Regions from separate parts of the Homo sapiens genome. Here region 1 is linked to region 2. A link is an interaction called in ENCODE POLR2A ChIA-PET data of the cell type or tissue named here. Cell type or tissue: PC-9. All regions are shown on one strand. Region 1 overlaps CLASP1 (cytoplasmic linker associated protein 1). Region 2 overlaps CLASP1 (cytoplasmic linker associated protein 1).

Region 1 (8,000 bases), 64 kb before region 2:
TGTCCTAGTGCCAACAATTTTTAAACTGAGAAACCACACAAATGACACAAATACACCCACACAAAAGTAAAAGCCACATGTCCAGCAACTAACTGCCTGTGAAGACCTGCCTGTGGACACCCAGCAACCCCACTCATCACGAGTGCACCACTCAGATGCCAGAATTCTGGCCCCAGCTCTACCAATGATATGTTTTTAAAAGCTGAAAGTATGTAAGCTAAAGTACAGGGTAAAGGAGAGAAAATTACACCATAGTTAAAATTATATACAAATTATACAGTTACAGGAAAATGAACTAAGAAAATATAGCGAAAATGATTTTTGATGGTAATAGCTGAATTATGATATCAATTTTCTATTATTTCTTACAATCTATGAAAAAGAAATAAGGAGGATTAATGAAAGCATTTTTAGATCACTTTAGGTATTTTATATAGGAAACATGCTGTTCAAAGAAAAATTCCTTTGGAATAATAATAGGTACACAGCAGAGTGTGAGTCAAAAGACTTGCATGCTATTACCTGCTCTGCCCTTATGTATCAAGTTACTTTGAGGAAAAGCGCTCAGACTTCTCTTTACAATCTCAAGATATTCAAAATGTGAAGGCTTGTACTAGGAAGACAGTAGTAATGATGAGGAGAATTACTGGGATTCGGGGTGCAGTTTTAAAAGTTAATCCAACAGGATTAATGAATTCAGTACTGGTTGTAATCTAAGATACCTAAAAATTCTAAAATAGCTTAGCTATGATACAATGAGGTATCCAGAGTTAGAAAAAGTTTTTCTCAGCAATTAACTTTTTGATATTTTTTCCTTCATACAGGAGTAATTCACTCCTGTCTTTTCCTCTCCTTCTGGAATCACAAGAATTACCCACTAGTTCTCAAATATCATCACAAAGTATAGTGAAAGGAATACAGGAACTGGCAACAATAGACTACAATTGACATCAAAATCATTACTTTATTTATTCAACAATACTTACTGCACACCTATCACAAGCCAGGGACTCTTCAAGGCGTTGAATTTATGCTCATTGAGAAAAAAAATAAAGAACAATAAAGGGAATAAAGTAAAGGTCCTGCTCTCATGAGTAAACACATATTTTTCTAGTGATACATGCAAAGAAAACTCAAACAGGGTGAGGGCACAGAGCGTTCCCTCAGAACCCTGGACATGCTATTCTGGTGGCCTCAGTAATGCAGTGATACTGTATGAAGTGAGATACTGTATGAGGGAGGAGGGATGAGGCCATAATGATACCCACAGGGCAAATACTTCAGGCAGAAGGAATTACAAGCACAGAGGTCCTGAAGCAGGAGATGCTCAGAATGTTCAAAATTAGCAAGGAGGTCAAACGTGGCTAGAGCAAAGAGAAATTTCACAAAGAACGATTCAAATGACATCAGAATGGCGGTGGGTGCCAGATCACGCAAGGCCCAGTGGGCCATGGTGAGTTGGTGAATTGTAGCCTGGGTGTGATGGGAAGTCTTTGGAGGATTAGGAAGAAGATTAACACCACCCGACTTGTATTCTGAAAGGATTACTCTGGTTGCTATATGAAAAACAGACTTTAGGCATGGGGAAACAGTAGAAGAAAAGATACTGTTTAGGAGGGAAACACAAGAGCCCAGGTAAAATACCATGACAGCTTGTGCTAGGAAGACAGCAGCAGTGATGATGAGAGTTCCTGGGATTCAGGACGCAGTTTTAAAAGTAAAGCCAACAGGATTCGCTAATAAATTCAATACAGGTTATGAAAGAAAGTCAGTGATGATTCACTGCATTGTTTCTGGCCTGGAAAACTGGGTGAATGGAGGTTAAGTTTTAAGACTTAGAAACTCTTACTAAATTACCTAATTCAGCTCTTCACATATAACATAAATGATGCGAATGTAAAACTGAAAAAGCAAAAGTAGGGATTGCTTTTTCTACTCACCATTTGCAGATTGTATCATGTTTCCAGATTTCTGGACTTCATCAAATTTTGTAAAAATTACATTCAACCTGTATGAAAGAAAAATGTAAACAAACTATTAACCATCACTGCTCATAGCCAATTATATTAAAATGCTAATGTGAAGTTGATCCCCACTCCCCATCAAAAAAAACAATGGTACAGACCCACCTAGTAACAAAACAGTGACTCAATCAATAACATTAACAATAGCCAACAATAACTGAGCACTTACTATGGGTAAAGAATGGGCCTAGAAGTCTATCTGAAAGATCTCATTTAATCTCCTTGAGGTGACACAGGTGTGGGGTGGAGATTCTAGCCCTGAGAGTAGTAATCCAGAGCCCCTGCTCTCTGACATTACTGACTACTCTACACAAAATGTGTATCTTATGAGAAGTGTGTGTTTCTCCTCTTTCTTTCTTAGCGCAGACTATCAATAACTTGGGATGGAGCTTTTCAAAATGCACTAATAGTACGTTACAAAGGCTTGTGCTTATTGCTGTGATTCATGCTTAATCCAAAAATGCTATAAATGATTTCTCTAGAAACAAATGCTGTGACTGGATAATCTTCAGCTTAAAAAAAAATCTGTATTACATTTATTTTCTATTAATGGATCATTTCACCTTGGCATTTAAATTAAAGCAAAATTCCTTAACCAGTCTAAATATTCCATCCTAGTGACACCAAAAATGAAAGGAAAAGGTGGGAGAATGCAATCATAATTAGTAGAAAAAGTTAAGAAAAAAGAGGCTTTCTTGAGCCGGGCATGGTGGCTCATTACTGTAATCCCAGCACTTTGGGAGGCTGAAGCAGGTGGATCGCCTGAGGTCAGGAGTTTGAGACCAGCCTGGCCAACATAGTGAAATCCCATCTCTACTAAAAATACAAAAAATTAGCTGGGTGTGGTGGTGGGTGCCTGTAATCCCAGCTGCTAGGGAGGCTGAGGCAGGAGAATTGCTTGAACCCGGGAGACAGAGGCTGCAATGAGCCGAGACCGTGCCACTGCACTCCAGCCTGGGCAACAAGAGCGAAACTCCGTCTCAAAAAAAAAAAAAGAAAGAAAAAAGAGGCTTTCTCACAGGTATACTGGAGTAAGTGTTGAGATTCCAAAGCAATGTATCTGTGCATTCAATTTTAGGGACATTTTAAGTGCTTTTTAACACACCATCCTATCCTGCCAGCTCTCATCATTTCAAATATGTTTGCCTTTTCTTCTCAAGCGAATGGAAGCTCCTTAGGGGTAGAGATGTGAGCTACATTCTTTTGGTATTTGTACCAAACACTATGTATGCCATGCAGACACTCACTCAGGAGAGTTACATCACTATGTTAGACAGCTGGAACCTAACTCCTCACTCTGGAAAACTGTAGGTATTCACACAAGCTCTGGTGTTAGTTCATTCATTTGTTCATTCACTCAAAAATACTTGAGTGCCCATTATGTGCCCAACACCGAGCTAGTGAGTTCTTACCCTCTGGAGCTTATGCTCTAAGTAACAGAGAGGACAAAATTACACATCAGCAAATGAGGGGGATGAACCAGCCTGATGCACTGCCTCCCCCCATTCCATAGGAGACACCAACAATCTTTTCAAGCCATCTTTCCACCAAGCCCAGATGTTCCCTCAGAATCCTTCTCAAAACTATTCCAGGCAGCCACTACCCATTCGTTAAAGCTGGCACTGAATAAAACTCCAATTGCCACCTCAGGACCAGATATGAATAAAACTATAACTCACTTTCAAATCCAGCAGTTACTAAAGAACTGGAAAGATGCCTTACATGATTGTGTTTCTTATGATGTTTCCATTATCTTCCCTTTTTAAAAGTAACAAAGATCTCCAATGGCTTGACAAACTCATAAATAATATCATGACACCGGTTGCCAGGGCATGCCCTCACTAAGGCACTACTTGATTGTGTCACAACCACACCCTCTGATGTGAGCATGTCTGCAAGTCTGCAAGTTAGAGCCAAGGTATACCTCTAGTCTGGCTGTTCCTGAAATTACTGGAAGAAGGCAAGTATTTCTTTCATTCCTGGGAGAGTATTCACCATTCTAAATGGTAATTGTGTACGAGTCTGCAGATTCTTTCTCAGTGGTGAGGCATTCTCACTGTGGTCACATTACCCACGACCTGGCAAGCCTGAACAACTAGGTATGAGAACACTATAAACATAACTATTACTAGTATGTCCACCTTAATTCAGAATTCCCTCCGCTTTTACTCTCCTGCCTCACTAGCTCCCTCATTCTCTGCTCATTAATGCTGCTACAACAGCTCCTATCAAGGTTACCACCTAAAGAGACAGTCTAACACCAACAAAGCATCCTTAGGAATGAAAGGACTGGTTTTTGTTTGCTAGCTCTGAGCACAAAAATATAAAATGTCTCTCTTGGGACCTACTGATTCACACAAATCTAAAAGGATGAGTTTTATATATTCAAAGACATTGAATACATAACTAATGATTACCCTCTGAGGCCACTAAATTGTTTTATTTTAAATCTCTGGATTTCCATTTAAAATAAATTTCTTTACTGGTTTGACAACCACCATCTTCCTCTATTTTTTCTGAATTTAAATTTCCATATTAAACTCTTCAATCCAATTAGAATTTATTTTACTATAAGATTTAGTTCAAATTAGTTCCTTCCTAGAAAATTTTATATATAAATTTTAAATAATTTCCTGGAAGCAAATACTTAATCACGGCAATCTCAGTCAATAAGCTGCATCCATATACTCAGAGCTTCTAGCATGAAAAAGAGAAATCAACATAAACACATACTTAAAAATCCAAACTTGGAGGACAGAAGAGATTTTAAAGAGAAAGAAAAAGTTTTTTTAAAAATGTCATTAGTGCTTCCAAAGAGATAAGAGAAAATATTGTGATCATAAAACAGGAGAGTAGCACTTTAAAATGGCAGAATAAGGACCCTTGAAAATCTGCTTCAAAGAAGCAAAGAAAACATTGGCAAAAACCGTCCAAATCAACTTATCATCATGGCAAGTGTGAAAACCAGCAGCCTGGCAGCCACTAGAAAGAGCTGAAGTTCCCAAGTCTGGAGCTCCCTAAAAGTCCCCATTCCCAAAGAACTATCATTCCACCTATCTGGCACATCCCTGCAAGCCCAGTTGCAGGGCTTGTCTTTATCTGACCTGACTTAGAGCTTGTTCAATGTTAGAGGCCTTTTCCCTGAGGCGATGATCAAAACTAACCAGTGACAACTGTTCAACATGGCGGATACCCAAGACAGAAATAACAACTGGGGCAAAGAAGCTGACCAAAAATAGGAAAAAAAAAAGGTGGGGGGAAGGAGGGGTAGAAATTGAGATGTCCACAGCAAACTTTGAAAACACTGACATACTCCTGGGAACCTGGGAGGTCACGTATATGTGCAAGGCTGTGCACATGCACAGGCCCAGGAAAGACCCCTGAAGCCTCTAATGTCCCCACTGGCTGACTTTGACACTCTGAACAAGCAGGAAGTAAAAAGGAAGACAGAGGTGCAAAACACCTTTCAGAGCACTGAAAGCATGCCCCCAAAACACAGAGCCAGTCAGTAGAGGCTGGGAGACTTACTGGTTCAACATGTTTAAGGAAATCTCTGTTCAATCATTAGCTCACCGCTAAGCTAACCAACCAGAGAATTCAGTGGCAACATATAACAAAGAACAAAGACTTTAAGGAATTCTTTCAGGAAAGTCACTAGAACAAAATAAGCAACAAAAACAATAAAAAGCAACAACAAAAAATCTGGGGAGGGGAAAGAATATGATTTCCTGAGTTGCCACAATATATTATTTCAAGTGTCCAGTTTCAACAACAAATGATGAGACAAAGAAACAAGAAAATATGGCCCATACAAAGGAAATAAAAATCAGTCAACAAAAACTATTTTTAAGGACACCTATACATTGCCTTAACTCAATGAAGACTTCAAGTCAACTAATATAAATATGTCGAAAGATCTAAAGAAAACTATTTCTGAAGAATTAAAGTGTAAGAACAATGTCTCACCAAATAGAGAAAAACAACAAACAGAAAGAATATATTTAAAAGAACCATACAGAAATTCTGGAGATGAAAAATACAATAACTGAAATTAAAAATTCACCAGGAGGAGTTCAACAGATTTGAGCTGAGACAAGAAGGAATCAACAAATTTGAAGATCAGTCAAATGATACCATATCCTACCTAAGTAACAGAAACAAACAAAAACAATGAACAGAGTCTAAGAGATCATCTTACAAAACCAATGTACCAACATAGTCACATAACAGAAGTCCCAGGAAAACAGAAAAAAGAAAAGGAGATACGGTACTTTTCAAAGGACTTTTTGGGTCAGATACTTTGCCCTAGTTGTTATCGTTGCCTCAGGCATCTACCACGTTGAAAAATTATCAAAAAAAGATATATGAAGAATAATGGCTAAAAACTTCACAAATTTGATATAAAACAATCTATATATTTAACAAGCTACTCCAAACAGGATAAACTTAAAGAGATCCAAATCTAGACACAATAACCAAACTGTCACAAGAGAAGACAAAGAGAAAATCTTCAAAGCAACAATGGAGAACCCACTCATTGTGCACAAGGGATCCTCAAAAAGGTCAATATCTGATTTCTCATGAGAAACCATGAAAGCCAGAGTGGAGCAGGGTGGGAATAGATAATATATTCAAAGTTCTGAAATTAAAAAAGACAATCAACCAAGAATTCTGTATGTAACAAAACTATTCACCAAAAACAAAAGAGAACTTAAGATATTACCAGATAAATGAAAAACAACAGTCCTTTGGGTTGAAATGAAAGGACACTGTACAACAGCTCAAATCCACATGAAGAAATAAAAAAAAAAGTAAAAATAACTACATAGGTAAATATAAAATATAGTATAAAAGTATTTTTTGTTCTTAGCTCTTTTCTTGTCCTACATAACTTAAAAAGAAACTGCATAAAGCAATAATTATAGAACTATATGCACTGGTGGGCTTATAATGTATAAAGATGTAATTTGCATGACAATAGCAAAAAAAGAAGAAAACAGAGCTAAGTAGAAGTTTTTAATACTGAAATTAAATAGTATCAATTTAAACTAGACTGTTTAAAGTTAAGATGTTAATTGCAAGCCCCAGAGCAACTGCGAATAATTCCCCCCAAAAAACTAAAATAAACAGCAAGTTATAGTAGTACACTAGAAAATATCTATTTAACACAAAATAACGCAGTAACAGAGGAACAAAGAAACAAGTCATGACATATAGAACATAAATAGCACACCTGCAGACATAAATTCTACCTTGCCAGTACTACATTAAATATAAATAGATTAAACCAATGGAAAGTTAAAAAAAGTCAGACTGCATAAACAAATAAGACTCAACTTTATAGTGTCTACAAGAGACTCACTGTATTTATTTTTTTTATAAAAGATGGGGTTTCACTAGGTTGCCAAGGCTGAACTAGAGCTTAAGTCATCCTCCTGCCTCAGCTTCCCCAGTAGCTGGAACTGGGGGTACATGCCACCACACCCAGTCTAAGAGACACTTAAGATTCAAAGTCACAAAGTGGTTGAAAAGTAAAGGATGGAAAAAGATATTTCATGCAAACAGTACACAAAAGAGAGCTAGAATGGTTATAGTGATAACAAGTAACACAGACCTTAAGACAAAACTTCTCTCTGTGCACAAAGACAGACATTTTACAATAGTAAAAGAGTCAGTGCTCAGGGGATCATAACAATTATAAACATATATGCACCTAAGAACAGAGCCCAAAATACAGGAAGCAAAAAGTGACAACTGAAGAGAGAAATAGATAATTCAACAGTATTAACTGGAAACTTCAATATGTACATTCCTTAATGGATTTTAAAAACCAGAAAGAGGATCAACCAGAAAATAAGACTTCAATGACACTATAATCCAACTAGAACAAACATCTATAAGACATTCAAACAAACAATATTAGAATACAGATTCTTCTTTTTTAAGACAGGGTCTCTCTCTGTCACCCAAGCTGAA
Region 2 (8,000 bases):
TCATGTGACTACTTTCTCCAGTAAATCAAATTTGCCAAAAGCAATCGGTATAGTATTTCTACCAGGGCTGCCTTGTTGCACAAGTCCAGGAGGCACTATCACAGCCCCATGCAGCAGCTGTGTTCACATAAAAGGAGATGCACTTTTTTTAAGAAATTTGTTTTTAAACCCTCTCTAAATGAGCTTTGAAATGAACTTCCTCCACATCCACAGCCAACCAAAGCTCTGCCCTGAAGCCACTTTCCCACTGAACTTGCTGTGACCTTCCATGCTCATCCCTCCCTTGGCAGGGACAGGCTGTCAGAGCCCTGAGAGCTGCAGAGACAGCTGATGCCCCATACTGTGAGCCCAGAGCCTTTTTTCACTAGGCCGCTCCAATTCTGGCATTATCTGACTTAGCAACTCAAATCAAAGATCATCAGGCATGATCAGCAGATCTGCATGCTCAAGTCTAGATGCTGACAGCAATACTGACAGTCAGAACACACATTAAGAGCAGAACGGCCCTAAAACTTGTTCTAAGTCCTTTCCCTGTTTGCATCAGTTTGCTGTAGTTATCCACAGGTAAGGTACTAAAACAAGGGCCCTAGGATTTATCTCTTTTCCGAAGAGAAAACACCCAAAAAGCACAAGTGAACTTTCTTGCAGGGTTGTTTCAGGGACGGCCAGAAACAAGCACACAGCAGGAGCTAGCACTGGGCTCTGAGACTGACAGCTGTGAGTCCTATTAATGGACCTCCAGCACCCTTCTCACATTTCACTGCTTTAATCCAAGCTACCAAACAATTCTAATGAGACCAGCCTATAAACTATTCAGGTGCCTCTGAAGCAATCATCTCAAAGTCCTCCCACAAGAGGGGGTAGATGTGTGGGTGCAAAAAGAGAAATGGGGACGAAAGCAGTGGGACCACAGGCCAGACCTCAAGGTGCCTTGCATTTCTTGGACCCCGTTATCAGATCACATGCTAGGTGTATAATGTGAATTCCCATGTTTATAAATCCTGTAATTACTTTGCAAACTGTATTGCTCTGTAATGTGTTCTGTGCTGCACCATATTTTGTGTTAAAAGTAATAGTCTGTAAAACGTAAGCAATAAGTGGAAACAACTTGGTCCTCTCTTGTTTTTCTTGAAAGACTGGGTTTTCAAGTAGAACTATAGCAGAGAACTAAAGAAATATTGTTTATAAGCAAAATGCCCAAGATGTCTGCAAACAGGACTTCCTTAGGTGAGCGAGATTCAAAGCTCCAAAACAGTAAGCATTGTAGACAAACTATAATCATTTTATTGAGGATTTACTGTGTGCAAAGCACAAGCTCATGTCTTAAATTACTTTCAGATGCCACTAGTAATTTTGATAATAACTACCTACCAATGCCAAATGCTCAAACTAGTACCCAACTAGTTCCCCTAACATTCCAGTAATCCATCCTCAATCTCATTACCTCTTACCCACTGGACTATTTTCTAGGAACCTCTTACTCATCCCCAAGTTGGCTGAGACACCACCATAATTTTTTTACTTTCCAAGACACAACTTGGAACACCCTAGAAGCCTGCTCAAAAACCTTCAATGAACCCTCAGAGCCTGCTTAAAAAACAGCTTAACAGCCCTGGTGTGGCCTTCACGCCCTCTGAGGCTGGGCACCAATCTCTCTCTAGGAAGCATAGTTCAGGGGAAGAGTTTGGGTTCTGAACACAGATAGCCCCATTTCAGATGCCAGCTCTACCACTTATCTTCACCTATTAAAGGGGAATTACAACAGCAACTAACAAGATGGTTGTGAGGATGAAGGAAAACAATTTGCCTAAAAGAGCTCTGCACAGGCCTAGTATGCAGAACTGTTCCATAAACGTTAGCTACTTTCATTATCCTCAGCTTCTTCCACTCACTGAACAAACAGTCGAGCACCGCTGTGGGCCAGGCACTGTCCTGTCCTGATGCTCAGCATACAGACTGAACAAAACAAAGCCCTTGCCCTCTGGGAGCTTCCCAAGAATAGGGGGAAGGAGAGTACCCCAGAGCTTCAGTACACATGATCCATGGGCCAAAGTGGAACTTCTCCAGACTGCTCCAGCATTGCTCGGCACTATTTCCACCTGGAAAGTTTACTTCTACATGACCAAATCCTGCCTATCTTATAAGATCCAGCTCCAGGGCCACCATTTCCAGAAGCTTTCGCTAGTTACCTCCCACAGAAGGGCAGCCTGGACTCAGCACTCTGCATCTCTTGTAACTGGTTGGCTGTAATGTACGACACGAGGTCCTCCCGTGCAAACGTCTCCTCTGCTATAATCACTAGTTTGAAGGCAGGGAATAGAATTTTTCTCCCTTTAACTCCCTGGCACATCTTATCTTCACATACACACAAACACAAAATGTGTGAAACGGGCAAATAAATCTCTACCCTAATTATCCTCTCATCATGCTATGACTAAGCCATGAAATCTAAAGACAAATCTGGACTACAAAGAGGTGTTAGGAAAGAAAAGAAATACCTTTGGAGCGCCACATAATACAAATACACGATATCAGAGTTTAGTGATTTATCTTGGCTAAGAAGTTATAAAGTCTCTTTCTTTATGTGACTACTTCTATCTTCCTAGATGGGGTTGGGAAGCTGGTAAAGTTTCGGTGGACTGGTTAACTTCTAAGATTTTCATGCTTTTACATCCATGAATCAAAAACAGAGAAAGATCAAGGCTTTATACACTTTCAGGATGTCATCAGAGTATCCAGTTTCTAACATGCATTGAACAGCACCAGTACAGAACAGAGGGAGGATTCATCCACTCGTCTAGAGGGCTTCAGACAGATGTGTACTGTGCTCTCAGACTCAGGGCTGAATCAATAATGGACAGGGGTGGCTAATGACGTCCAGCCAGAATTGGTTCAGTATGATTCAGAGTTCAGAGACAGCACATTACTGCTAAGCAGGGGTCAAAGAGACCTAGCTTCCACCCCTCCCGGAACCCTGGGGGCAATTGTAACCACTGGACCAGAGAGGGGTGGTCAGTGGCCTTCAGAGCCCCTGGTCCTCACACTGGGGCAGTCTAATCAGATAACAAATGACCCTCAGAAAACTCAGCCTTTGATTTCAAATAAGAAATGTGTTGTATTCTAGACGAGCAAAAGAACAAATGAAACAAACATTTCTTTAATAACCATAACCCAACTTTAGTGAAGACTGCCCAGCACTAAGCAAGTAACACGCTCACAACTGAAAGAAGGAATGAGTCTATCCGGAGAAAGGATTTTTCCACATAACTGAGGACTGATTCTAAATGTCTTAAGTTTCCATTTAGTTAATGGAAATCTCCTAAAATGTACTAGATATTTCAATTATAGAGAATACTCTAGAGTTTGGCTTTTCTTGAAGTCACCATTACAAATATAGCCATTGTGTGAAGCTCAAGTCCAAGAGTTGCTTTCCAGGGTCCTATAAAATAGAGCAAATCAGAGGAGAACTCTGTCATATCCAGGTCCTTGGTCTTCCCCTACCTTCACTTACTGCTGAGACACTGGGGAGACAAACTTCTCCACAAGTTTTAGTTAGGGAGGTGGCAGGAATAGTTTGGAGGAATAGAATTGATAGGGTAGCCTCTGGCTGTCCTGAGCTGGTGTCATATATCTGTTAAGCCAGAGGGATGTAAAAGTTGCTCTCAGGAAAGCCATGTGCCTTCCGGAGATATAAATGTTCAATCCCTCATTATGTTAATTTACTCAATAAATATTTATTGAGTGGCCACCATGTCCCAAGCACTGTTTTAGGCAATAGAGACGCTAATGACTTTGCCTGTCTTCCTAAACTGCCATAAGAGGTCTCTGCCTCAAGAATCTTACATTCAAGTAGAAGGAATTTCAAATAGTGGCAAAGTAATTGACTGAGGGTAGAGACTATTTTAGCTAGGGACGTCACAGAAGGTTTCTAAACAGTGAGTTTAAGCTGAGACCCAAATGATAGGATATAGCTCATAACACAGAGATCGGGAGAAAGCCAACTAACCATTAGAAAGCCCTCTGAAGCACAATCTAGAGACAGAGATCAGGGCGGCTGGAGGACAGTAAAAGACAGCAGGAATGAGAACAAGGCCAAGAGACAGCTAGGGCTAGGCCTTCGGCACAAGGTCATTAACCCTTTAAAGTAAATGTTTTAATTTTATTTTAAGTGTAATGGGAAGACACTGGAGAAGGTTAGGCTGACAAGTGATAGAACCCAATTTATGATGTTAAAAGATTTCTTACGGCCGGACGTGGTGGCTCACACCTGTAATCCCAGCACTTTGGGAGGCCAAGGAGGGCAAATCACCTGAGATCAGGAGTTTGAGACCAGCCTGACCAACATGATGAAATGGGATATAAAAAGTTAGCAGGGCGTGGTGGTGCGTGCCTGTAGTCCCAGCTACTCGGGAGGCTGAGGCAGGAGAATCGCTTGAACCCAGGAGGCCAAGGCTGCAGTGAGCCAAGATTGCAGCACTGCACTCCAGCCTGGCAAAGAGGGAGACTCTGTCTCAAAAAAAAAAAGATTACTTGGAATGCTGTGTGCACTGGAGGCTCACCATGGCCAACCTTGTTTGTAAACTGTGCTGATGTGACAATAGCACATAGTGGTTAAGAGTGCAGACTCTGGACTAGATTCTGCCACTTACTACTGGTGTAACTTTGAGCAAATTAATTCCTCTATGTGCCTCAGTTTCTGCATCTGTCAAAGGAAGATATTTGCTGTTTTAGTTTCTGTGTTAAGGATAAAAGTTAAAAAAGGGGGGCATCCAAGTGTCTAAATATCACTAATATGCACTCACTTCTTTCCAAGAGGCCTCTAGCATATCAGTCTGTTCTCTCCTCTCTCCCTCCTTCTTTCCCTCCCCACCCAACTCCCAAAGGAAAGAGACAGGTGGCACAATCTTGTTAACGAAGTAAAAAGTGCCTCTCCTTTTTATTGCTGGAGACTATCACTAGGGTGGGAGGAAGAAGTATGACCAAAATGTGATCTAGAATTCAGTGCACCACTAAGTAGAACACTGTTTCTTAAACATAAAGCCAATCTTCTCTTGTGTAAAAAGGTTTTCCTTCTCAAAGTGAAAAATATCTCTGTGGCTAAAGTCATTCATGCTGAGCATTTCAGCAACATGGTAGACTCCCACATGCCTGATTGTTCATTTTCTAACAGCTGCAGGCAGAATCTAGTGAACTCTTAATGATCCATGAGGCTTTCAGCCTACCATGCATCCTCTCTCACAGCAAGCATGTAGTTTTCAATATCAGGGAGCCCGGCTTCTCCCTTCAAAAGGCAAGAGAGGGTGAGTGTATCAATATTCCTTCTACAGTGTGAAAACTAGAATTTCTAGATTTCCTTCACTGGGACCCTGTATGATATAATACCATGAGTTTTCTATTTGGAATTTTCTGAGAACAAATCACAATTTAAATTCAAGTTCTTCAATTAGTAACAAAGGTTAGGATGGATGCCAAGGCTTTCATCCAACTAAAACTCATTTTCTGGATTTACTGGATATGAAGGAAACAAGGAATATTCCTGGCTGATTCCCAGGTGTCCCCTCCCACTCGCTTACCCCTCCCCACTTCATTCTCATGAGAAATGAAAGTCACCCACGGGATTTGGATGCCCATTAGAATCTTCCTGCCTTACAGAACCATGGCTACAAATTCATCCCTCTCATAAAGCTATACTGAATTGGGATATGACTATAAGAGAGGAAATTGTCACAGGGATTTCTGTTTTTTTAATGACAAGGCACATTAAGCAAAAAACACAAAAGGCCACCTCAAATACAAGCAAGCAGGAGACACTTATTATGCAGCTTAATATAATTAAATTTATTTATTTAGTTTTTGGTTTTTTTCTTTTGGGATGGGTCTCACTCTGTCACCCAGGCTGGAGTACAGTAGTGTGATCTTGGCTCACCACAATCTCTGCCTCCCAGGCTCAAGCAATCCTCCCACCTCGGCCTCCCAAGTAGCTGGGATTGTAGGTGTGTGCCACCATGCCCAGCTAGTTTTTTGATTTGTTTTGTTTTGTTTTGCTTTGGTAGAGATGGGCTTTCACCATGTTGCCCAAGCTAATATAATTAAATTTCATAAGCAGTTACTATATGCTGGGTACTGCTGTGCAAGCAACGGGTTCAGACACACAAAGAAAAATCAAACTATGGCCCTCTTCTGCAAAAATATCAATATTATAGTTGAAACAAGTAGCAAATGGCAACAACACAAAGCAAAACATGGTCTGGCAAAGTGTGGTGTGGGCTCAGTGGTATGGGAGCAAGCAATTTTAACTGGGAAAAATTAGCACAGGCTTCACAGGAGCCATACCATTTAAGCTGAGTCTTCAATCATGAAAAGAAGTTTCACAAGGCCAACAAGAGGCAATCCATACCGAGGAAAGAGAATGGGGTGGCAGGAGGATGCACCAAATCAGTGTGGCTACAGTATGGAGGGAACGTGGTGGAAGAAAAGCAAAGAATGGCATGTTTAGGACAAAAATATTAGAGGGTGTTGAGTATCATGCTCAGGTGTTTGGGCTTTCTTGTTTAGGCAGCAGAGAACTCAAGGCTTCGGAGCAGGGATGGACAAACAAATCTGTTTTAGAAAGCTCACCTGTAAAAGATGTAGTACTGATTACAAAAAAAAAAAGAGAGAGGAAGAAAGAAAGCCACTTGGCCTAGGGAGGGAAACTAGTTGGAAAGCAGCTTCAAAAGGCTAAGGAAGAGAAAAATGGCATCTGATTCCTATAGCAGAGGCAGAATTAGAAGAAAAAAAGGCAGAGGTCTGACAGGTAGACACTTCAGATAAAATAATAGGGCCAGGCGCAGTGGCTCATGCCTGTAATCCCAGCACTTTGGGAGGCCAAGGCGGGTGGATCACGAGATCAGGAGATCGAGACGATCCTGGCTAACACGGTGAAACCCCGTCTCTACTAAAAATACAAAAAATTAGCAGGGCATGGTGGCGGGCACCTGTAGTCCCAGCTACTCAGGATGCTGAGGCAGGAGAATGGCATGAACCCGGGACGCGGAGATTGCAGTGAGCCGAGGTTGCACCAATGCACTCCAGCCTGGGCAGCAGAGCGAGACTCCTTCTCAAAAAATAAAAAAGACGACATTTTCTTCATGCTTTTCTGCCATTTTCAAATAGGCACACATTCTTAAGGGTGGGGGGGACAAAAAATTATTATTTCAGAGAAAAAAACTACTAAAATTTATTGACAACTGGATTGTGTGTGCTGGGAAAGAGGAACATTTGAAACATAAAGAGTTAAAAGTTAGGACCGAGGGCAGTGGCTCACGCACCTGTAATCCCAGAATTTTGGGAGGCTGAGGAGGGCAGATCACCTGAGCTCAGAAGTTTGAGACTAGCCTGGGCAACATGGTGAAACCACGTTTCTACCAAAAATATATATATGATAATTTTTTTTTAAGTTAAAAGTTAACCCCAGACTTCCATTGATGGTGACTGGTCATGCCTCAAACCTAAACAAGAACAAAGGAGGAAAGGAAGCATAGTTCATCCACCATCTTCTTCTGACCAATGAGAAAAGGGAAAGGGTATTAAATCTAGCTTGGGTCCCACTAACCCAGAGCTGAACTAAAATTACTCTGCAGTGCTCATGAAAACAGTTTTGTTTTGTTTTTAAGATGGAGTCTCGTCCTGTCGCCCAGGCTAGAGTGCAGTGGTACAATCTCAGCTCACTGCAACCTCCACCTCCCGGGTTCAAGCAATTCTCCTGCCTTGGCCTCTCTAGTAGCTAAGATTACAGGTGCCTGCCACCACGCCCAGCTAGTTTTTGTATTTTTAGTAGAGATGGGGTTTTGCCATGTTGCCCAGGCTGGTCTTGAACTCCTGACCTCAGGTGATTCACCCACCTCAGCCTCCCCAAGTGCTGGGATTACAGGCGTGAGCCACCGCGCCCAGCTGAAAACACAGTTTTCTAAGCAAAATAAATATAAACAAAGGAACGTGTAAACAATGTGACAGCAGGA

The links. ChIA-PET counts read pairs that join two places held together with the same protein. Peaks named below come from ENCODE experiments on the same cell type or tissue, not always from the same donor. Only the 100,000 strongest peaks of a DNase experiment are listed, where the experiment ranks them.
Region 1: POLR2A ChIA-PET joins it to region 2 with 6 read pairs; 2 of 35 experiments call an interaction of 5 or more read pairs at or near these places.

Annotation. Positions count from the first base shown.
Region 1 is chr2:121,501,227-121,509,226 of GRCh38, forward strand. It overlaps CLASP1 (cytoplasmic linker associated protein 1), which reads right to left. Exons shown (of 41, transcript NM_001395891.1): 8 at 1,941-2,008. Among named protein-coding and RNA genes, the nearest start is that of CLASP1-AS1, 25 kb to the right of the region's middle. In PC-9, no CTCF peak of the experiment used is centred here; a DNase peak (open chromatin) is centred at 3,965; H3K27ac peaks cover 261 bases.
Region 2 is chr2:121,565,326-121,573,325 of GRCh38, forward strand. The region is part of intron 2 of CLASP1 (cytoplasmic linker associated protein 1); the gene reads right to left. Among named protein-coding and RNA genes, the nearest start is that of RNU4ATAC, 38 kb to the left of the region's middle. In PC-9, no CTCF peak of the experiment used is centred here; no DNase peak of the experiment used is centred here.